Linked DNA regions of Mus musculus: regions 1 and 3 are each linked to region 2. The links are chromatin loops, found by intact Hi-C in ENCODE. Cell type or tissue: gastrocnemius. All regions are shown on one strand.

What was found. Peaks named below come from ENCODE experiments on the same cell type or tissue, not always from the same donor. Only the 100,000 strongest peaks of a DNase experiment are listed, where the experiment ranks them.
Region 1: a loop joins it to region 2, with 5 times the contacts of the local background. A loop is called at or near these places in 22 of 42 quality-filtered maps.
Region 3: a loop joins it to region 2, with 5 times the contacts of the local background. A loop is called at or near these places in 30 of 42 quality-filtered maps.

What each region holds. Positions count from the first base shown.
Region 1 is chr10:63,304,397-63,312,396 of GRCm38, reverse strand. Herc4 (hect domain and RLD 4) reads right to left here. Exons shown (of 25, transcript NM_026101.4): 17 at 5,951-6,049; 18 at 4,488-4,655; 19 at 3,947-4,090; 20 at 764-930; 21 at 483-549. Among named protein-coding and RNA genes, the nearest start is that of Sirt1, 31 kb to the left of the region's middle. In gastrocnemius, CTCF peaks have their summits at 2,087 (motif pointing right), 3,199 (motif pointing right) and 3,659 (motif pointing left); DNase peaks (open chromatin) are centred at 3,214 and 3,631; H3K27ac peaks cover 445 bases.
Region 2 is chr10:63,149,808-63,157,807 of GRCm38, reverse strand. Mypn (myopalladin) reads left to right here. Exons shown (of 20, transcript NM_182992.2): 7 at 4,872-5,013; 8 at 7,762-7,785. Among named protein-coding and RNA genes, the nearest start is that of Mypn, 50 kb to the left of the region's middle. In gastrocnemius, CTCF peaks have their summits at 1,267 (motif pointing right) and 4,036; a DNase peak (open chromatin) is centred at 4,028; H3K4me3 peaks cover 569 bases; H3K27ac peaks cover 4,024 bases.
Region 3 is chr10:63,374,223-63,382,222 of GRCm38, reverse strand. No RefSeq gene overlaps it. Among named protein-coding and RNA genes, the nearest start is that of Dnajc12, 8.3 kb to the left of the region's middle. In gastrocnemius, a CTCF peak has its summit at 4,539; DNase peaks (open chromatin) are centred at 78 and 4,565; H3K4me3 peaks cover 890 bases; H3K27ac peaks cover 717 bases.

The DNA of each region.
Region 1 (8,000 bases), 150 kb before region 2:
AAAAAACCCTTTCCTCCCCAACTTGCTTCTTGGTCATGATGTTTGTGCAGGAATAGAAACCCTGACTAAGACACCATATAATATCCATCTTAAATGTATACATTTTATTTATTTATTTATTTATTTATTTTTGATTTTTCGAGACAGGGTTTCTCTGTATAGCCCTGGCTGTCCTGGAACTCACTTTGTAGACCAGGCTGGCCTCGAACTCAGAAATCCACCTGCCTCTGCCTCCCGAGTGCTGGGATTAAAGGCGTGCGCCACCACGCCTGGCTTAAATGTATACATTTTAATATACATTTAAAAAACTGCATTGGTGGCAGAGGCAGGCAGATCTCCTTGAGTTAGAGGGCAACCTGGTCTACAGAGCAATTTACAGGCCAGTCAGGGCTACAAAGAAACCCTGTCTTGGTAAACAACAAAAAGCATTTGCTCTATGGAACGAGAAATCCTAACCGAGGCCAAGCTCCTGCTCATCTTACCGTAAAGTTTAGACAAAATGTTTCCTCTATGTCATCTTCTGGATAGTCCAGCAATTGCTGCATGCTTCTGCAAACAGAACAGAACAAAACCAAACCGAGTGCGTCTTTACAGTAAAACGTATGTTCTTACTGACAGCTCTGCTCATGAGTCAGCACACACTGGGCTGTCCTGAACCCGTTAGCACAGACAAGGAAGCCACGGCTGTCTCCAGCAGGCAAGCCTCGTGTGCAGTCCTCTCCTCTCAGCCTCAAGCCCTCCTCGGCACTTTCCAACCACTGACCTCCCGACGGCTGGCATCAGCTCTTTCAGATCATCCAGGGACGGCTTCCTTTTCAGCAGTTTCTTATATAAAGCCAAAGGGAAATGGAGGTCCACAATGGTAAAATTATAAATTGCTAATCCACAGATAACACCGATCAAGTGGAACAAATCACTGTCTTCAAATGTCTAAAACACAGAGAAGAAAAAAGTGAAAGACTTGTCTTGCAAGCTAAACCTTGATTTTTTTAGTACAAAAACTTATTTTCTACAGTAGAAAAAAAAATCGACTACACAGAAAAATCAACCAATGAGAAAGAAGCTCACTCCTATTGCCATCTCCACAGCATGAACATCATTTGGCACAGTCCCAGGCAATGCACTTTCTTTTTAGAAACTTGTCTATTAGCGGCGAGTGGGATTACTTAACTTAAATCCTTAGCGCTGGAAATTAAAGGCATGCTCCATCACTCTCAGCCTTGAATTTAAAAACAAAAAACAACACCAAAAATTTACTGTTTTAAGGATTGTGGCTTTTGGGAGGCAGAGGCAGGAGGATCTCTGTTAGTTCAAGGCCAGTATGGTATATATAGCCAGTTCCAGAACTATCAAGATTACAGACACATATATAGTTTCATAACTGACTTTTCCCCCCAGAAACAAAAGCACCTCCGTGTCGTTAAATACTAAATGTGGGCTGTTAGGCTGTGTATTATGGACATGGCCCTGAGTCTGACACCCAGGATGGGTGGGAATGAGATGATGGCTGACAGACAACAAAAGCAAAATAACCTTTAAAGAAAATCTGATGGGTTTGGGGGGTGGGGGGGACTAGGAAAGGGGATAACATTTGAAATGTAAATAAAGAAAATATCCAATAAGAAAAATCTAAATAAAAAAAAGAAAAGAAAATTTGTTCTTGGTGTGTGTATATGTGTGCATATACATGTGCAAGACAACCCTGGGTATCATCAAGAAAGCTAGCCACCTCCTTTGAAATTCGGCCTTTCACTGGCCTGGAGCTCAGCAATGAGTCTAGACTGTCTGGCCAGTGCCCGGAGATCTGCTTGGACTCTGCCTTCCCAGCAGGGGGTTACACATACATACCTCCTTGCCTAGCTTTCTGTTGTGTTTTTTTCCTGAGGCAAGGCCTGGCCTAAAACTGAATTTTAGATGTAGCCTAAGCTGTCCTGAGACTCAACTCTCAAGTGCTAGGATTACAGGTGTGAGTCACAGTAGCCTGACTATGCCACGATTTTTTTGGTGGGAGGGGGGAATAAAGATTTATTTTATGAATATGGGTGTTATGTCTGCATATAGATCTACTCACCAGAAGAGGGCACTGGATCCCATGGGACTACGACAGTTGTGAGTGGCCATGTGGGAATTGAACTCAGGACCTCAGGAATAGCAGCCAGTATTACTTAACCCTTGAGCCATCTTTCCATAGCCCTTATGCCAAGCTTTTCAAGTGGATGGATGTTGGGGATCAAATTCAAGTCTTTATGCTTCTAAGACATTTGCTTTATTCCAAATGAGCTATAAACACAACCCTTAAAACAGTAATTTTTTTTCAACCGAGGCTGAGAGAGCTAGACCATGCCTTTAATTCCAGCGCTCAGGAAGAAGCAGGGGACCTGTGAGCTGGAGTCCAGTCTGGTTTACACAGGGAGCTCCAGGTTACTTAGAGGTACATAGTGAGACCAAGTCTCAAGCCTAACAAAGGAAAACAAAACCCGACAACATACATTCAAGTTATGGTGGCTCACCCATGATCCTGGCAACTAGGGAGGCTAAACTAAGAGAATCAGGAACTCGGCAGGGGTGGTGGCACACACTGGCAGAAGCAGGGGATCTCTGTGAGTTTAAGTCCATTCTGGTCTACATAGAGTTCCAGAATAGCCAGGGCTACATAGAGAGACCCCATTTCAAAAATAAAGAAAAATAAAACAAGAAAACACAAAAGCAGTTGTAAATAAGGAAGGAGAGAATGACAGCAAGCGGGGCGTCTTCCAATGTGTCTTTTTCTGTAAGTCTGATTTACAATTATGCAAACATTTTATACTTATAAAATTAAATTATACTAAAATAACAAATCCAAAAATCCCTTAACTTAAACATGTACACATTGATAAACTAACTATAATAATCAAATTAATAGAGTTCAACTATTTCAAATGACAGCAAACATCATTAGTTTTATCTCTACTCACTATAACTTAAAGATGAAATAAATTACGCAATAACTTAAAGTGTATTTACTTTCATGTACATCATAATATTGGTGCTATTGTTTGGCTGTATTTTAAAGTCTTGACCATTTTGGAGAACTGCATAGTGCTGAGGATGCTTGACAAGAGCCCAGGCAAGAACACCTGACGCCCTCAATAGACAGGACAATGTGGATGGGCATTAGTAAAGAGAACTGCAACAGATAGAAAACACAAGACCAAGACCTAGGCTGCGGCCACTGGAGGGCGCCAGCGAACACTGGGACAGGCCCATGAGCTGGATGCCTAACAATAAGGCTGAGCTATTTCTCTCTCTATCCAAGCACCCAAGACAGTATAATTCCAGTGCAGTAGTTTGTTGCCCTTAGGAATTACCCTAAGTACTGAACATCAATAGCTGCTATCCCGATACAAGACAGCCTTCAAAAAGACTAAATGTACATATAAAGAAATCTTATATATTTATAACATAGGCGACTCAGAAATTTTTTTACAAAATAGAATCCAAACATTTTCTGTAAAGGACCAGCTGGTAACATCTTAGTCTTAACTGAACACGGGGTCCTAGTAACTATCAGCTGTCTCCCATGCACACGTGTCAAAGCAGTAGTATCCAACAGGTGGCTTCCTGGATCCAAATATGTGCTGGGAAGGAAGATCTGGCTCACTGCTACCGTCTACTGGCCCTGAATCTGAATTACAAGCGGTCAGTGATCTCTAATGCTAAGTTCTCTCCAGAAGAGAGGCTAAGACAGTAATCACCATGAAATTTTCCACACACTCAGAAGGAAAATTATTTTAAAGCTGACTGTTCTTCAATTTATTTTAATTTGAAATGTGTAAAACACAAGACTGTGTTTTGACAATGTCTAAAAGTTCCTAATTTCAAGCTGTAATAAAACAGACCTCTGTCTGACTAGAATATGTTAGAAACAAAGATCTAAAGAGATAATTGTGGTAGACGGGCATATTACCTTATCTGAAAACCAAATGAGCCTGGAATCTTCATAATATCGAAACATGCCGTATTTAGGATCCAACAATTCCCTCATGATAAGCAAGAAAAATTCTTTGCGAACACCTCCTGCATCAACAGCATCTTCTCCAACAAATATAACCTAAAACAGGGTGATGTGAACACTGAATAGACCATGAAGAACCAAAAGATTACATCTCAGAGACCTGTGAACGAGCTATTCACTGCTAATGAATCTCAGCAACCTATAATTTCAAAAGTTAAAGATATAATTTATATGACTCAGTGGCCAGAAGCACTTGTTGCTCTTGCAGATGACCCAGGTTTGGTTCCCAGCGCCCACTTACAATTACACAGGATCTAACCCTCTCTCTGGCTTGTACATACTGTACATACACATAAGCAAAACAGAGAATGAAGTAAATCTGTAATTAAAAAAAACAAACAAACCACAAAGTGTTTCAAATACACACGTACACACACACACCCTAGAACAGCTTTTACAGAGAAGTCCCAATTTATGTGGAGTGCTTGCTTACCTTGAGTGGCTTTTTATAATCTATATTCTTGGTTTTCCTGAGGACTTCCATCGCATCTCCTACAATATTCTCTCTGCGAACAACTAGAATTAAGCAAGGATTCACAGACTCGATCACTGGGAGAAAAAGAGAGGAGACATTCTGCCTGTGGGCCTGGTCAATGGCCATCTAGAAAACAAACAAACACAAATCAGACTTTTATTTTACTTTTAGGCAGTCTTATTTAACCTAACTGTGCTGTGAAGCTGAGTGTGGAGGTCTGAATGTGAATAAGCCCCATAAGCTCATGTATTGAGTACTGAGTTCCCGGTGGTGGGCTACTCAGGAAGGATTATGAGGTGTGGTCTTGTTGGAGGACGCATGTCATGGAACATGAGCTTTGAGGTCTCAAAAGCCCACATCAGGCCCAGCCACTTCTGCCTGCAGATTAGGATACAAAACTCTGGAGCAATTGCTCCCGTGCCACTGCTGTCTTTCTGCCGTGGTGACTCACCCTCTACAACTGTAACCAAGTCCCCAATTAAACGCTTTCCCTTGGAAGTTTCCGATTGCTAGACGAGGGCTGGGATCACATGCAAGCATCACCATACCTAGTTAATTTATTTATAACTAACATAAAGTCATGAGTTTCACTGTGATATCACACATATATAAAATAAGTGTGCGTATATGTATATACATACATATATATATATATATATATGTATGTATCCCTCCCCATAAAACATCCCAGCCCCACCACCAATATATATGACCTATGACCAACCTCAAGGTAATTTCCTGTCCCTGCCTGCCTGCCTGCCTGCCTGCCTGCCTGCCTTCCTTCCTTCCTTCCTTCCTTCCTTCCTTCCTTCCTTTTCTGAGCTAGGGCCTCTGTAGTCCGGGCTGTTTTAGACCTTGCTATATAGACCAGGCTGGCCTCTGAACTCACAGAGCTGAGATTAATCATGTGTGTCACCATGCCAGGCTCAGAGCAATTTCAAACTCTTTTCATTTAAGTGATGAATTGCCTCTGCTCCCACATTGAACTTTTTATCTCACCTCTAGTTCCTGCCATCTTTTCTCACATATGTAATTAAAGGGCAGAGTGGAGCCAGGCTTCTGAAACAATCTAACCTGTAATAGTGAACCTGATTAAATTGTTTGGAAAGATGGACTTATTATATATAACAAAGGGGGTTCATCATTTTTGAAGGTTTAACATGAATAAAGGCTGCTACTCTATTTTTATGACAGCTCCTTGTTAACTAAGCAGCTTTCATGTTTGTATGTTTCATGTAGCAATTCTCACAGCTCCACGAGGCATTATTATGCAAATGACAGTCTACAATGGCGTCCCCACATTAGTATTATCACCAGTGTTTCAAATACTTAAAAAACAAAAACAAAAAACCAAAACCCAGCAGCACAGAGACAGTTTTTTACAACATCCCTAAATCAAAGGACCATTGCACAGCACTTACCTGCATCTGCAAGACTGCATCTGTCTGGAGCAGAGTAGTTTTTGCCTGGGCATCAAATACAAATGGATATGTACAAATTGTCACCGGGATATCTGCCAACTGGAAATAAAGAAATGAACTGGTGTGTGGGTGCTGTCACTTTTGGTAAAGATGATTATCACACTCTTGTTCATTCACAGGTATGGTTAGAAATTTTCAAGAACATTCATTTTTGACTACAGGATTTTCATTCAGCTTGCTAGTGAACTCAAGGCTTTGAGAATGTTAGGCAAGTTAGGTATCGAAGGGTCATGGCATTAGATAAGATGTGACCACTGAGCCGAGCGTGGTGGCACACGCCTTTAATCCAAGCACTTGGGAGGCAGAGGCAGGCGGATTTCTGAGTTTGAGGCCAGCCTGGTCTACAGTGAGTTCCAGGACAGACAGGGCTATACAGAGAAACCTTGTCTTGAAAAAAAAAACAAACAAACAAAAAAAGAGAATGTTAGGTAAGTGCTCAATTGCTGAATTATATCCCAGCCCTTTGTATTTTGAGCCCAGGATGGCTACAAACTCTTGAATTTGTACCTTCACTGGAACAACAGTGTGTACCACAACTGAATTTAACGTAAAGACGGTACTGAAATAGTACTCCCCAGGTGATTTCTGTTTCTTTTGGATTGAGACGGGGTCTACCTACACAGCTCTGGTTGTCCTGGAACTATGTAATCAAGGCTGGCCCAGAATTTAAGAGAACCACCTGCCTCTGACTCCTGAGTGCTGGAATTAAAAGCGTCTCACCATGCTCAGCAGAAAAATCTATGTTGTATGAGTATGTAATTATGCAGGCATCCTGGTATCATACATGGCACCTATGTGGAGGTCAGAGGGGAATTCTTTCCTTCTATCAGGTGGGTCCTAGGGACTGAACCTAGGTTGTTAGGTTTGGCAGCAGGTGCCTTTGTCTGCTGAGCCATTTAAATCTTTCTGTGCTTCTGTGAGTGCATACATGCCATACGCGTGCATGGAGGTCAGAGGACAGTGTAGTAGCTCTTCTCTCCTTCCAACATGTGGGTCCAGTGGCAGATACCTTCACCCACTGAACCACCTCCACATTCCTCACTCTTCATTTCTTTTTTTCTTTTTTTTTCAAGATTTATTTATTTATTATTATATGTAAGTACACTTTAGCTGTCTTCAGACACCCCAGAAGAGGGCATCGGATCTCATTATGGATGGTTGTGAGCCACCATGTGGTGGCTGGGATTTGAACTCGGGACCTTCGGAAGAGCCAGTCAGTGCTCTTAACCGCTGAGCCATCTCACCAGCCCCTCACTCTTCGTTTCTATCCGTCATTACTATGGATATGTTTAGCTCAGTGGTTTCAACCCTCCTAATGCTGTGACCCTTTAATATAGCTGCTCATGTTATGGTGACCCCCAAACATAGTTATTTTTACTGCTTCATAACCACAGTTTTGTTACTGTTAGGAACTGCAATGGAAATTCTCTGATATTTCCAATAATTTTAGGCAACCCCTGTGTCAGGGTCAGTTTTGACCCACACGTTGAGAAATGCTGGTTTAGTTCCTACAGGGAAGGTGCAAACAACATTTCAAGTCAGTCTAAGCCCTGACCATGTTTTCAAACAGTGTTTTCATTTCCTCTCCCCCAAACACAAAGTCTTACACCGCTGGGGGTTGTGTACAGAGCCTTGTGCATGACAGCAAGAACTCTAGCACTGAGCTGTGTCTGATACTAGCCCCATCCGTTCATAGTTTTATATGATACTTACTGAGGAAGCAAACAAGCAATAATTATGTAATGTGACCTAACCAATGTTCATTAGTTCAAGTACTGGGAAAATCATACTCAATAAGCCAAAACAAAGCAAAAGACCACCAAGCAGCGTAACACAGAGGAAGTAGCAATCCCCCAGGTCTGACAAGGAAAGCACGGCCGCCCACTGTCAGGTCAGAGTGCCATAGCTTTATGTACTAAGGGGAAACAACAACAATCTGAGTATCAATTATTAGTTTAAAAAATAGATCATTTCACTTCTGTAATATTCT
Region 2 (8,000 bases):
CGGTGCCATTGGTTGGCTTGTTGTGAGATGACCATGTGCTTGTGAATGCTGGGTAAGTGCTCTGCCACTGAGCTACATCCCTAGCCCCTGCTTTGTTGTCGGTGTAGGCAAAGCCTCAGGCTGACCTCAAACTCTCTAAGTAGCAGTGGACGACTTTGAACTCCTGGTCTTGCTTCCACCTGCTGAGTACCAGGGTTACAATGTATCCGTGAGCACACCTGCTTTTATGCAGCTGCTGGGAATTCAACCCAGGCCTTTGTACCTGCTAGGCAACCTCTCTACCAACAGAGTTACATCCTCAGCCCACCCTCTATGCCTTGTTTCTATTTTTCACATGTATTCACTTCTTTGGCATGGACTGTCCCTCTACCCTGTAGGTTTCAGGGATGGGATTGAGGTTTCAGCCTCGGCAACAAGTACCCTTTCCCTTTGAGCCATCTCAGCACCCTTCCTGTGTTTTGAAACACTCTGTGTATGGAGCTAGACCACCCTTCCTCCTCCTCTTTGCAACATCAAAAACATTTCACTCTACTTAGGAAGAGAACAGCACTCACACGTCTTGAGTGTGGAGGGAGGGAGGTGACCAAATTAGAATCTTGCTCCTGTCACCTCCCACTCAACAGCAGCTGCCCTGGCTGGCTTTCAAGGCTGCCTCAGCCCTAGCTCTGGCGGCTTCAGCAGTAACTTGAAGATCGAAAGGGGGCAGGGGAAGGGAGAATTTGAAGAGCCCTACATTATATAACAGCAGAGGCAGGAAACCCTGAAATAACTGGGCCAGTGGCCAGATCCAGATTTCTCAAGGCTTCACCATCCCTCTTCCCAGCCCACCAGTTCCAGAGACTTTTCTGCATCCTTAGCCCGGGCCACCCATGACAACCAAACTGTCATAGCACAAGTGTGGCAGTCAGAGGACAACTTATGAGAATCTGTTTTCTCCTCCCACCATGTAGGTCCTGGAATCAAACTCATATCCTCAGGCTTAGTGGCAAGCACCTTTGCCTGCTGAGCCCTCTCGACATCTCCCATTGGTTTATATCACTAAGCTCTTTTTTTTGGACCAACTACAGCCTAAGGCACTACACACATTTCTGTGCTTCATGCCTAAAGAGACTGAAACATCTGGATTTAAAAAGATAAATAACAACATGAACCTTGGAGCTATACGTAAAAATATTTTATCTTATGCAGATGAGTGTTTTGTATTTTATCTGTATATATGTATGTGCACTCCATCCATACCTGCATCCAAGGAGGCCAGAAGAGGGCAGCAGACTCCCTAGAACTGGAGCTAGAGACAATTGTGAGTCACAATGTGGATACTGGGAATCAAGCTTTAGTTCTCTGCAAGAACAAGTGCTCCTAACTGATAATGTATTTTAACCAATAAGAGAGATGCTATTTCTGTTACTGTTTTGTTTTGTTGGCTGGGTGCTTGTTTGTTTGATTGCTTTTAAAAACAGAGTCTCACTATATAGCTCTGGTTGCCCTAGAATTCACTACATAGACCAGGCTGGCCTCAAACTCACAGAGATACAACTGCCTCTGCCTCCCAAGTGCTGGGGTTAAAGGGTGTCACTATGCCTGGCTGAAAAGCTGTTTGTGAAGGCATCTTTGCGTTGAGCCTGCCAGGCAAGATCCACTAAGCAGGAACACCCATTTACAGCACTGCTGCTATCAGGCAGGGCAAAGCAGGCATGTTTCCAAATCTCTTCTGCATTAAATGCTTCCATTCTTGGAATATCTTCAGGAAGAGCAGGGACAAAGGGCTCAGGGCTGCCTGGTCACAGAGACTCTCCAGACTGTCGGGTGTGTAATGAATGAACTCAAACTCTGTGGTGACAAAAAACAAAAAAACAAAAACAAAAACAAACCGAAGATTTGCACTTTGACCATTGTTTTGACCTCAGAGGAATGAGGACTTTGGACTATAGTGACTTTATTTCAGATCCATAATTTCCAATAAAGATTAACTTGGGCTTCCTCAGTTGGGGACTGTCTCATTTAGCTTGACTGAAATGAAATGAACGCAGCCAAGTCTGTGCTCCTTGTGTGTATTTGTTTGGGTTTTGCTCCTACAATGGAATACCAAAGGCTGGGTCCTTTATACAGGAAAGAGGTTTGTGTACCTAAGAGGTTTGGCATTTCAAGGGTCTAACAGTGGTATTGCCTTAGCTCTGGTGATGATCTTGTGGCGGAGAATAGGAAGAGAATCATGCAGAGAGACAGGGTTTTAAAAGAAAAAAAGAAGGGACTGGAGAGATGGCTCGGTGGTTAAGAGCACTTGCTGCTTTTCCAGAGGACCTGTGCCCTGTCTCCAGCTCCCACACAACGGCTCACAACCATCCATAGCTCCAGCTCTAGAGGAGGATCCAGCACCCTCCTCTGGCCTCCCTGAGCACCAGGCATAGATCTGTGCTCTCCAGACATACACACACAGGCGAACACCATACATAAAAGTTCGTTTGGAAAAAAAAAAAAAAGAAAGGAAGAGAAAAGGAGCCAGTAACGACCTCTCAAGTCGCCTCTTGATGGTCTCACTACCTCTTAACACTGTCACCTGAGGGAAGAAGCTTCTAACATGTGAATGTTTAGGGAGATACATTGTATCGACTGTTTAGGGAGACACATTGTATAATCCACATCAGCATCACAGCATCAGAGGATGCCTGGGGTCTACTGCCCTGACTAAAGCAGCATCATCCACACCATGCCCTAATGGCTTACCTAACTAATCTCTATGTGTGAGTAGACACATCTCTTTATGAGACTTTGTAGAAGACCTTGGATTTACCAGGCCTAGTGGTGCACGCCTCTGATTCTCAGCCCTCAGGAGATGGAGGCGGGAGAATCAAGAGTTCAAGGTCATCCTCAGCTACCTAACAAGGCCACTTTATTCTAAAAAACAAAATCAAAACAGCGCCAGCAAGATGGCTCAGCTGTGGGGCTGAAGGAAAGGCTCGGCAGTAAAGAGTCTGAACTGCTTTACAGGACCAGAGTTCAGAGGACTACACCAGGCAGCTCACCACAGCTTGTAACTCCAGCTCCAGGAGGCCCTGGTGCCTTCTTTTGGCCTCAGAAGCCACTTCATCCACATAAACTTACAGAAGCATACACATATACACGTAATTAAAAATAAAAAAATGATGCCAATAAACGTTTAAGAAAAAGACAAGGGGTAGCAGAGACGGGGAAGAAAAAGACAAAACAAACAAACAAACAAACAAACAAAAAAACCCTACAATTTGCAACAATAATGGCTTTGACTCTCAGCAACTATTTCTAAGTGGCTTGTGAGATCACCCTTGGACTCTTCCCTTCTGGGTATTGACCCCTGCTAGGAAGAACTTCTACCTCCTACCGTAGACATTAGCAGGCCTACTCTGTACACAGTAGCACTGCGGGTGTCTTGGCTGACCTCTCAAATAGATCACAGGTCTCCGCTTTCATTGTCAAATGAAAAAAATTACAACCAAAATGAGACGGGGCTTCTCTCAGCTGTGACACAGCCTCTCAAGAGGGTCCTTCTGCAAAAGGGTTTCACAGACCCTCTGCTGAAGACCGGCTTAGCAAATGAACTGAGTCACAAGCCATGTTAGAACGTATAGTATAGATTGACTTCATTCTGTATAGATCCATTTTAATTCGTGCCATATATCAATTGTACAAACCCTTCTGCCACTATTCTTTTTACTGGGGACAGTTGATTTATTTTCTAACCTGTTTGCCTCAGAAGGAATATAAACTCCATTAATTCCAGAGAGATTTCTGACTGCCACTGAAGGTTTCCGTAGGCCCCAAAGGCGACTTTGAGTGCAGAATTGTCTCAGAGGTCAGGGAAGAGCACGGCATACAGTGACTCATGGATGTTGCCTGCTTCCTAGGGGAAGTGAGGGATGACTGGACTTTTCAGTCCAATAGCTCTTTTATCAATTCAGAAACCACTCTGTTGTTTGGGTCACGAATGATTTCAGCAAATAAATTTGGGACTCTATGAAGAAGAAAATACTGACATTGAACTACAGCGCCCCCTGGCTATCATGATGCCAATTCACAGACACCTCTGAATTAAGAGTCAACAGAAGTATGCATTAAGCCAGAGTTCAACCTTTGGACACTGGGGCAAGACCTTGTCACCTACAAAACTCATGCTTGCAAACTGTTCAGGTGACCAAAACCACCTTACTTTGTAATATTTGTAAGTAGGTTTGTGTTTATTTTGTGTAAGGCACCGCTCATAGCTGTTTGCGGGGGGTGGTTCCCCCATCACTAGACAAGGGTTGTGAATGTGTCAGAGCAATGACAAATACAATAAGTTAGACAAGAAATGTTTTTAAAAAAATCACAAATTATAGGAGTGAATGAGTAAAGAAATAAAGAAAACTAGCAAATAATAGCAGAAATTAGTTTTAAAAAAACTCCTTTACTCTTACCTAATAGTTAATAAATTTGATTAGCACCAAAATGGAGATAAAGAAGAACAATGAGGAGGTGGTGGCTGGCTCAGAGGTGAAGAGCAGTGACTGCTCTTCCAGAGGTCCTGAGTTCAAATCCCAGCAACCACACGGTGGCTTATAACCATCTATAATGGGATCCAATGCCCTCTTCTGGTGAGTCTGTAGAGAGTAACAGTGTACTCATACATAAAACAAACAAACAATAAACAAACAAACATTTAAATACATCTTTAAAAGAGGAATAATAATGAGGAAAGAACCTTGGGAGGGTTGGATGGTGTTATATTTGGGGTAAAGCTGCCAGAGACATAGAAGCTGTGGAAAGAAATCCAAGGGTGGAGAGGGCCTCCCTAACAACCAGGAGTGGGGTGTGGTCCCCAAGTGCATAGGTTATAGCGGTACTTCTCTCTCACCCAGATGCTGCAGAACTTGTCAGCCTCTGAGGGGCAGCTGGTTGTCTTTGAGTGCAGAGTGAAAGGGGCCCCATCTCCGAAAGTCGAGTGGTACAGAGAAGGGACATTAATAGAAGACTCTCCCGACTTCAGGATCTTACAGAAGAGTAAGTTGATGCTTTTCTGATAGTTTTACTCTTTAAAAATAAGGGTTTCATATAGGTCTGTTCTTATGTTTTTTAAAAACAAATTAAATATATGTTTTTTTTAAAAAAGCTGATATAAAGAGGTTGGAGAAATGGCTTAACAGTTAAGAGCATTGGCTGCTCCTCCAGAGGACATAGTTGGAGACTCACAACTGTCTATAAGTCTAGTTCCAGGAGATCTGTCACTCTCTTTTGGTCTCTGTGGGTACTGCAAGCATGTTGTACACAGACATAAATATAGGCAAAAATGTCCATATGTATAAAAGATCTGTTCAAATTTCTTAAACTAACATAAAAATCACTTGTAAGAATGTCTCCTAAGGCTGGGCATGGTGGCACACACCTTTGATCCCAGTACTCAGGAGGCACAGTCAGGTTGATCTCAGAGTTTGAGGGCAGCCTGGTCTCTACAGTGAGTTCCAGGACAGCCAGGTCTACACAGAAAAGCCCTTTCTCAGAAACAAAACTAAACTAAAGAATGTCTCCTAAGATAAATTGTATTAGTATATTGGTATATATTCTCCAAGATTTCTCCATACATATTTTTAATTTAAAAAAGATCAGGGGCTGAAAAGATGGCTCAGTGGTTAAGAGCCCTAACTGCTCTTCCAAAGGTTCTGAGTTCAAATCCCAGCAACCACATGGTGTCTCACAACCATCTGTAATGATGTCTGACTCCCTCTTCTGGAGTGTCTGAAGACAGCTATGGTGTACTTATATATAATAAATAAATAAATCTTTTTTAAAAATCAGTCTTTTTTTGTAATTGATTTTGCATTTTGAGACAAGGTCTTAATGTGTAGCTCTGGCTGACCTGGGATTGTGTAGAACATAAGAGATTCCCCTGCCTCTTCCTCTCAAGTGTTAATACTAAAAGCATGTACCACCACACCCAAATATAATTGATTTTTTTACCATCAGAATTTGTAGACATCTTTTCATATTGCTATATTGTTCTTAGTTTTATGTATTATTTTAAAATTTAGTTACATGTATTTATTGTGTCTGTATGTTTGGATACATGTATAGAGCACACCTGTGAGGCTGGAGGACAGCTTGCAGATGCTCCACTTTCACTGTGTGGTTCCTGCTGATAGAAATCAGGCAATCGGCCTTGGCGACAAGTGCCTTTACCCACTGAGCCATTTTGCCAGCCATTATAATTTTTTTTCTTTCTTGCAGTGCTAGAGATTGAACCCAGGATCTGCATGTCAGACAAGAGCTCTACCACTAAGATATATATATATATGTTTTGTTACCTTTAAAACTAGTCTAAGCCATGGGCCAGTGAGATGGCTCAGTGGAAGTGAGATGGCTCAGTGGATAAGGGTGCCTGCCTATATCCCTAGACCCAAATGGAGCGAGCAGAGCATTGACTCCTGGCAATCTTTCCTCCAGTCTCCACATGCATGGTGGCAACAACAGCAAGAATTCTGAATACCATCTAACTGAGAAAGGAAAAATACTTCAGAGTTCTGTGTATTGTGTAGAAGGTGGGTGGGATATGTACAGCTATTTATTGAATGCCTGAAATTGGATAAATGTATATGGAACACCCGTAATTTGTGGTAGGCACTTTGAGGAAAACCAAACAATTTTAGGATAATGAACTTGCTGCCTTCAAGGAATCTTTGGAATGTCCCAAGGCTCTTATGTTTACAAACTTATAGAAGGAAGACGCTACATTTTATAGGCACTTGAGAGCCCAGAGCCGAGGAGGAATATTTCTCAAATGTCATGAGCTTTCTTCTAGGTAAAGAAAGTCAAGGGCTGGTGAGATGGTTCAGCAGGTAGAGAGGCTCTTGCCTTCAAGCCTTAAGATACAAGTTTGATTCCAAGATCCACATGATGGAAGGAAAGAGCCGACTCCTGAATATTGTCCTCTGACCGCCACATGAATGCTGTGGAATGCACATAACAGATGATGGTTGGATGGATACATACATACATACATTCATGGATGGATGGATAGATAGATAGATAGATGGATAGATGGATAGATACATGGATGGATGGATGGATGGATGGATACACATGTACATGAATGGATAGATAGATAGATAGATACATGGATACATACATACATACATATATATATATATATACATACATGGGTGGGTAGATAGATGGATAGATAGATAGATAGATAGATAGATACATACATACATACATATATACATACATGGGTGGGTAGATAGATAGATAGATACATACATACATACATAATACATACATGGATAGATACATACATACATACATATATACATACATGGGTGGGTAGATAGATAGATAGATACATACATACATACATAATACATACATGGATAGATAGATAGATACATATATACATATATACATACATGGATAGATGGATGGATAGATAGATAGATAGATAGATAGATAGATAGATAGATAGATGATAGATAGAGGCTAGTCCTTCTGAATCTCACCTCCTCTGGCACTCTTCCTTGCCTGGGGGCCTGAAGCTTATTGTTCACTGTGTTAACCCAGGTGTGCTCCTGTCCAGCTGCCCCTCTGTAGCCTTCTTGAGGTCACTGGTACCTGGGTCAGTTCACAACCTTGACAGATTGTCCTTATCACTTCGCCCCCAAGTGAGCAAGACACTGGGGTTCTGCCGAAAGCTTCTTGTGGAAATGTAGCTTCTCAGCCAACCAATGCTCACAGCCATTTGTTTTTTTCTTCTTTTAGAACCTCGATCCATGGCAGAACCAGGTAAAGATCATCTCACCTTTAACTCATTCATATGTGGTTTGAGACACACATACATGGGAATACGTTGCAGTTACTCTAGTGTCGAGACAAAGTGAAAATAAAAATTTCCAGAAAGATCTGAATGAACTCTAACTGTTATTGCAGAAGTGGGCAGGGGTGGATGGTGGGTGGAGCACATTCAAATTTGCATATCAATTCATTATCTGATATGAATC
Region 3 (8,000 bases), 220 kb before region 2:
AAGCACTCTTACAATCTGAGCCATGTCCAACGTTCTGTGATATTAGTCTGAATCCGACTTGGTCCCCACCACTGAGTTCTCAGGACCTTGCTGATCCATTCTGGCCTGAAATCCAGTGGGAAGCGAGCAGATTTTAACTGCCCCCTTTCCATCCCTCCACCTATAAAATGGGACACAATCCCTTTCCGTTCTGCTGCCAAAGTTACCAGTGTCCAAGAGCAGGATCTATCAAAGGAAAAGTTATATATATAATTCTTCAAAGCTGTTTGGTTGTCGTTGTCATTTCTCTGTGTGGTTTGGTTGTTTTGGAGACTGGTCTCGCATAGCCTACGCTGGCCTAGAGCTCACTGTGTAGCACAGGATGATCCTCAATACTGGGATTACAAGTCTGTGCCACCTTTAGGGATTTATGCTAGGGGCGGAACCCAGGCATTCCAGCGCTACGCATATCCTACCAACCAAGCGACAACTCCATCTCCGGGGGCTGCCACAGTAGCAACTTATAACCAGGGCGACGGTGAAAGCAGCTGATGCCACGGTTAGGTACGGAGTACGGAACGAAACGGTGTTAAGGGTGCGGAAGCAGGGCATGTACCACTACCTAGCTGTTCTAAAACGTTAGGTTGAGGGGGAGCGGTGCTTGGGTGTGTGTGACTGAAGGCTGATCCCGGACCTCAGCCATCCCACAGTGCTCTACGACTGAGATCCACCCCCAACCCCAGTTTTGTTTTATATTATTTTAAATGTATACATGTTTTGCCTGAAAAAGTCAAAAGAGGCTGTGGGATCCCCTTAGGGCTGAAGATATAGCCAGCTATGAGCTGCTATATAGGGGCTGGGAATTGAACCCGGTCCTCTGCAAGAGCAACAAGAAAGAGCTCTTAATTCACTCTCCAGCCTCACCAACTGGTATGCCTTAATTGACCCATGGGTATTCATTTTTTTTCTTTCTCTCTTCCTACCTTCCTTTCTTTCTTTTTTTCTTTTCTTTTATGTTCTTTTCTTTCAGTTTGGGTTTTGGGGTCTTTTGGGAGTTTTTTGTTTTGTTTTGTTTTGTTTTTTGTGAGGGTTTTGCTGTGTAACAGCCCTGGCTATCAAGGAACAATCTGGTCTTGAACTCACAGGTCCACCTGCCTCTTGTCTCCTGAGTGCTGGGCTTAAAGTCACATGCCAATATCACCCAGTTTCTACAGTTTTTTAAAGACTTACTTGTATTTTATGTGAATGAACGTTTTGCCTGCATGTCTCTGTACCATCTGCATGCAGTGCCCACAGAGGCTGGAAGAGGGTGTAGGATCCCCTGGACCTGAGGTTAATGGTTGTGAGCCATAATATGGGTGCTAGGAAATAAATCTGGGTCCTCTGTAAGAGTAGCTCGTGCTTTTAAGTGCTGGCCATCTCTTCCTTTTTAGGTACAGTCCTACTTATCCTAAACTGCCTCAGCACAGAGTCAAGGAGGGCCTTGAATGCTTAATCTTGCCTCGACCTCCTGAGTGCTGGGATTACAGGTGTAATCACGTAATGTAATCCCTACTATCAAGCAAACCAGTGTGTAGTTTATGTGATGCTAGGGATCAAATCCACGGCTTCACTGATTCCTTAAAACTCGTGCTTCTTTGATTTATGAAGGAGGGTAGTGGACCAGAATGATTCTCAGATTTGAAAATGCTCTAGGTATAGAAGTCTGGCTACACTGCAACTGGGTTTCAATTCAATGTATAGTCCTAGCATAAGATGCCCAAATCCCTGGTGTGTGTGTGTGTGTGTGTGTGTGTGTGTGTGTGTGTGTGTGTGTTTATGTGTGTGGATGTATGTGGATGTGTGTGGATGTGTATATATATATGTGTTTATGTATGTGTATGTATGTGTATGTGTATGTATGTGTGTGTATGTGTGTGTGGTGTGTGTATCTGTTTGCGTGTGTGTGTATTTATGTGTGTGGATGTTTGTATGTGTGTGGATGTTTGTATGTGTGTGTATATGTGTATGTGTGTATGTATGTGTGTATGTATGTGTGTGGATGTGTGTATATATGTGTTTATGTATGTGTATGTATGTGTATGTGTGTGGATGTGTGTGTGTGGATATGTGTATCTGTTTGTGTGTGTGTTTATGTGTGTGGATGTTTGCGTGTGTGTGTGTGTATGTATGTGTATGTGTGTGTGTGGTGTGTGTGTGTTTGTGTGTGTGGTGTGTGTATGTGTGTATCTGTTTGTGTGTATGTGTGTTTATGTGTGTGGATGTTTGTATGTGTGTGTATATGTGTATGTGTGTGTATGTGTGTGTATGTGTGTGTATGTATGTGTGTGTATGTGTGTGGTGTGTGTGTGTGTGTGTGTGTGTGTGTGTGTGTGTGTGTTTGTGTGTGAATATATACTCACCATGTGCATGCAGATGTACAAGGAAGCCAGAGAAGGATGTTCGATCCCCCGGAACTGGAGTTAAAGGTGCTCAGAACTATGTGATGAAGTTGCTAGGACAAAGCTTGCAAGTTGAGACTTAACATGTGGTTCATGAAGGGTGGCCAAACACCCCCATGATGGTGGGTTCTCAGGGGGAACATACTCCGTCGTTGTTCCTATCAGAACAAACCATTGGAGTGTTTAAGTGTTTCTTGGTTTATCCTCTCTTTTACCCCCCAGGGTGGGAATTAAGCCCAATGCCTTGCTAATAGCACACCTCACACTGACCTACACGCCAGCCCTTTGTCAGCATTTGGAATCACTTCAAAGTTGTGTAATTGTTGGCAAACTTCAATACAATGGGCTCTCCTCTAGACTAATTAAAAAGGAGTCTCGGGGTGGAGTCTGGCATGATTAAAGCTCCCCTTGGTTCCACAAGCAGCAGGTGTCACCTGGGCAGTGATATCAATCTATTAGGAAATATTAATGAATACTTCCAAGGTCTTGGGCCTCATACTCTGTGGACAATCCCAGAATCCATTGCATTTGAGACAGGAGTTAAGTTGCCCATAGGTAGTAAGGATGGGTCCATGATGGGTTGTGAGCTAGTCACAGCGCACTTATGGCCCCTCCCCAAATGAAAGAGCAACTCTCTGATTGGGCCACAGGAGCATAAATAGGTCACGTGGACTCCTTACTGTCTGGACTCACCATGTGCTCAAAATGAACAGTCTTAATAAGATTGTCTCAGTCTGTATCTAACTCCCAGCTTACATATCTACCATATGTACACACACACACACACACACACACACACACACACACACATTCAGGGGCTGAAGAGATGGCTCAATGGTTAAGAGCACTGTCTGCTGCTTTTCCAGAAGTCCTGGGTTCAACCCCCACCCCCAACATGGCATCTCATAACTATCTGTAAATCCCAATCCCAAGGGACCTGATGTCCTCTTCTGGCCTCCAAGGGTGTGCACAGATGAGTCTGTATGGGCTCGAGCTTGCCAGGTAAGGGTTTGGCAGAAGGAAGTGAACTTTAAATAGAGAACAGTGTTCACGATCTCATTCCTGGTTGAGCAAAAGTTTCTAGACAGCGTGGAGGTATAAAAAGAATTGATAGCCAGGTGGTGGTGCACACCTTTAATCCCAGTACTCTGAGGCAGAGGTGGGTGGATCTCTCTGAGTTTGAGGCCAGCAAGGGCTACATAGTGAGACCATCTCAAAAAAAGGGAGTATAAAAAGAGACTGAATCTCTTACCCATGTGTCAAATAAGATAGAGCAAACCATGAGTCTAAGCAATCATGAATTTTAGATACAAAGCAGAGTTTTTCTGAGTAGCCCTGACTGTCTTAGAACTTGCCCTGTAGACCAGGGCAGCCTTGAACTCACAGACACCCACATGTCTCTGCCTCCTGAGTGCTGGCATTAAAGGTACATGCTGGGCTGGTGAGATGGCTCAGCAGGTAAGAACACTGACTGCTCTTCCAAAGGTCCTGAGTTCGAGTTCCAGCAACCACATGGTGGCTCACAACCATCCGTAATGAGATCTGACGCCCTCTTCTGGTGTGTCTGAAGACAGCAACAGTGTACTTACATATAATAAATAAATAAATCTTAAAGGTATGTGCTAACACCACCCAGCTATTGACACTATTTTTAAATTGGGAGGTTTTTTTTTACATAAAATTCCAAGCTTCTAGGGTGATATACTGTGTTACATACTGGAGGCCCTTGGTTCAGCCCTCGGTACTGACAGGGAGAAGGAAGCATGTGGTCTTCAGACCCCAGACAACTCACCAGCTGTGTAGCCTCATGCCTCAGTTTACCATCCATCTACACAAGGGGTGTTGAATGACGGTGCAAAGCTTGGAAATGTTGATTTGTTTTGTTTTGTCTGAGGGGTGGTTGTGGAGAGTGTTGTAGTTTTGAGACAGACATAGCCCAGGCTAGCCTTGAATTCACTATGTAATCAGGGATGACTTTGAGGTTCTAATCCTCCTGCCTCCACCTCCAAGTGCTGAGATTAAAGGCATGTAACCAACACCCTCTACCTCTGAGCTGTTACAGGATTTTTGTGTTTTGACGCGCTCACCAACAGTACCTCAGAATGACCACTAGAGGGACTAAAGCCAAAGGAATTGGCAAGCTCTGCGGCCGATTCCTACTGCCATTTTTTTTTTAATATTTATTTATTATTATATGTAAGTACACTGTAGCTGTCTTCAGACGCACCAGAAGAGGGCGTCCGATCTCTTTACAGATGGTTGTGAGACACCATGTGGTTGCTGCGATTTGAACTCAGGACCTTCAGAAGAGCAGTCGGGCTCTTAACCTCTGAGCCATCTCTCCAGTCCCCAACTGCCATTTTTTTAATCCTCATTCCCCCTCCTTTTTTCTTTAAATATATACATATGAAAGAAATATATATATGGAAGAAATATATAAGCCTAGCACTCAGGAGCTGAGGCAAGAGGTGTTGTCATGAGGTCAGGGAAAGCCTGGGCTACAGTCTAAGTCTCTGTCTAGAGAATAAAGAAAAGAAAAAGAAAAAGAAAAAGAAGAAAAAGAAAAGTGCTGTGAGATGGTTCAGCCAGCAAAGGAGCTTGCAGCCAAGTCTGATAACAGATATTTTTTTTTTTTTTTTTTTTGCTTAACAAGACAGGGTTTCCTCTGTGTAGCTCTGGCTGTCCTGGTATTTGCTTTGTAGACCAGGATGGCTTCCAATTCACAGAGATCTGCCTGACTCTAACTCTGGGTGCTAGAATTAAAGACACACCACCATGCCCAGCCTCTGATAACAGACTGTGGAGCAGGGGTGGCTTCATGACTTGTTTGTTTCTCTGTGAGCATGTGTGAGTCCTGGTGAATGCTTGTGATGTCAAAGGACAGCTTGCACCAGCCAGTTCCCTCCCTCCGCTTTGTGGGGTCCAGGGTTAGAACACTGGTGGGTCTCAGGCTTGCCAGCCCACTTAGCCACAATCTAGAGACATTAGAGAGGAGGGTACCCCTGTTCAGAAATGCCTCCATAAGACTGGGCTATAGGCAAGCCTGTAGGAGCATTTTCTTTTTCTTTCTTTCTTTTTTTTTTTTTTTTTTTAAGATTTATTTATTATTATACGTAAGTACACTGTAGCTGACTTCAGATGCACCAGAAGAGGGTGACAACTATCATTATGGGTGGTTGTGAGCCACCATGTGGTTGCTGGGATTTGAACTCAGGACCTTTGATAGAACAGTCAGTGTTCTTACCCGCTGAGTCATCTCACCAGCCCCAGGAGCATTTTCTTAGTGATTGATCTGAGTAGGCTTAGCCCACTGCGGGTGAGGCCACCCTTGGGCAGGTGCTCCTGGATTCTTTTTTTGTTTTGTTTTGTTTTTCAAGACAGAGTTTCTCTGTGTAGCCCTGGCTGTCCTGGAACTCACGGTGCCCACAAGGCTGACCTCAAACTCAGAGATCCACCTGCCTCCTGCTTCCCTAGTGCTGGGATTAAAGATGTGCGCCACCACTGCCCGATTCTCACACGCTCATTTTTTTTTTAATTATTTAAAACTTGAGACATGCTGGGCGTGGTGGCACACGCCTTTAATCCCAGCACTCAGGAGGCAGAGGCAGGCGGATTTCTGAATTCGAGGCCAGCCTGGTCTACAGAGTGAGTTCCAGGACAGCCAGGGCTACACAGAGAAACCCTGCCTCGAAAAACCAAAACCAAAACCAAAACCAAACCAAACCAAAACAAAACAAAACTTGAGACAGTCTTTTTTGTTTTTGTTTTTGTTTTTGTTTTGTTTTGTTTGTTTTGTTTCAGTGCCAATGTATATCCTATAAGAGAATGGGTTCCTAATTAAGTCAGTTTAGAAGCAGGTTCTGGTGTTACACATTTTTTATAAAAAAATAAATTTTACAGAGTGAAATACACATACACACACACACACACACACACACACGTACACACAAAATGGAGACAGAGTCTCACTATATCCCTGGATGGCTTGGAACTCATTATGTAGACGAGGTTGGCCTCAAGCTGGCTGTGTAGCCTGTGATGGCCTAGAACTTTTGATCTTGCCCCCACCTCCCACGTGTGACTGTTACAAGCTTTCACCACCCTGTCCAGCTCTTTTCCTGGTTTTGGGAATATATACATTTTCAGATGACCCCTAAGGATCCTCTAGAAGGTTCTCACCCTTCCTAATGCCGCAACTCTTTAAGACAGTTCCTCATGCTGTGGTGACCCCGACCATAAAATTATTTCCCTTGCTACTTCATAACTGCAGTTTTGCTACTGTTATGAATCATAATGTAAATATCTATGTTTTCTGATGGTCTCAGGTGACCCCTGTGAAAGGGTCATTTTGCAACCTACAAGTTGAGAACCACTGTATTAGAAACAGTGTTCGTTGGAATCTGTTGTAACTTTTCACTTCGTATTTTACTAATAATTATATCATTAACGTAATGAATTATATAATTATAAACTCTTTTAGTTTGGCTAGGGATTTATTGATCTTGTTCTTTCAAGGAGCCAATTTTCTGTTTGACTGATTATATCTTAGTCTCCTTTAATTTCTTCCATGATTTTTTTATTTATTTTTATTTTATTTTATGTACAGTAGTGTTTTGCCTGCGTGCGTGTCTGTATGAAGGTGTCAGATCTCCTGGAACAGGAGTTACAGACAGTTGTAAGCTATGGTAGGTGCCGGGAACGGAACCCAGCTAATCAAGAACAGCCAAGGCTTTTCGCTGCTGAGCCCCAACTCCAGCCCTTCTCCATGATTTTATCTCTTGCCACCCTCTTGTGTGGGGTAGCCACCAGAGAAGACTCCTCATGCTTGAGTTTAAACTAAAAGCAAGACTTAATTAGGCAGCTGGCGACTATACTAGGTGTGCAGGATCGCAGTATTCCTGAGCCTTCCTCAGGGAGAGCTTTTCAATACAAAACCCATATCCTGGGTTGTTGGCACACTTCAGTTAGCAAGAACAATTGGCCAGAAAGGAGCTACAAAAGTCTAAAAGCAAGGTTAGTTCAGAGAGACTTGCCCAGAACTATGAACTTTGATGGATTAGGTCTTTCTTTTTCTTTCTTTCTTTTTTTAAGATTTATTTAATGTATACCAGTACACCATTGCTCTCTTCAGACACAGAAGAGGGCATCAGACCCTATTAGAGATGGTTATGAGCCACCATGTGGTTGCTGGGATTTGAACTCGGGACCTCTAGAAGAGCAGTTGGTGCTCTTAACCTCTGAGCCATCTCTCCAGCAGGAGATGCTTGGCAGGTGGTGCTGTCTATATGCTGAGTTTCATGGCCTGAGTGGTACTTCCATCATGGAGTCAAATTGTGCTAAGGTCTGGGGGCCCATTTCCTGCTCTCTGTTCATCAGTCTGTCCTGTTCTTGATGTCTAAGACATCAAGATTTCAAGCCTGCTGGGACTACATAGTGATAGGCCCCCAACTGGTGATGCAGGTGGTTGCAAACTGCCCCTATGAGCGATGAGGACCGAACTCAGGTCTCAGCAAGAGCCGTACATGTTCTTAGAAGGATTAGGTTATTGATCTGAGATTGCTGGGTATACAATATCAGCAC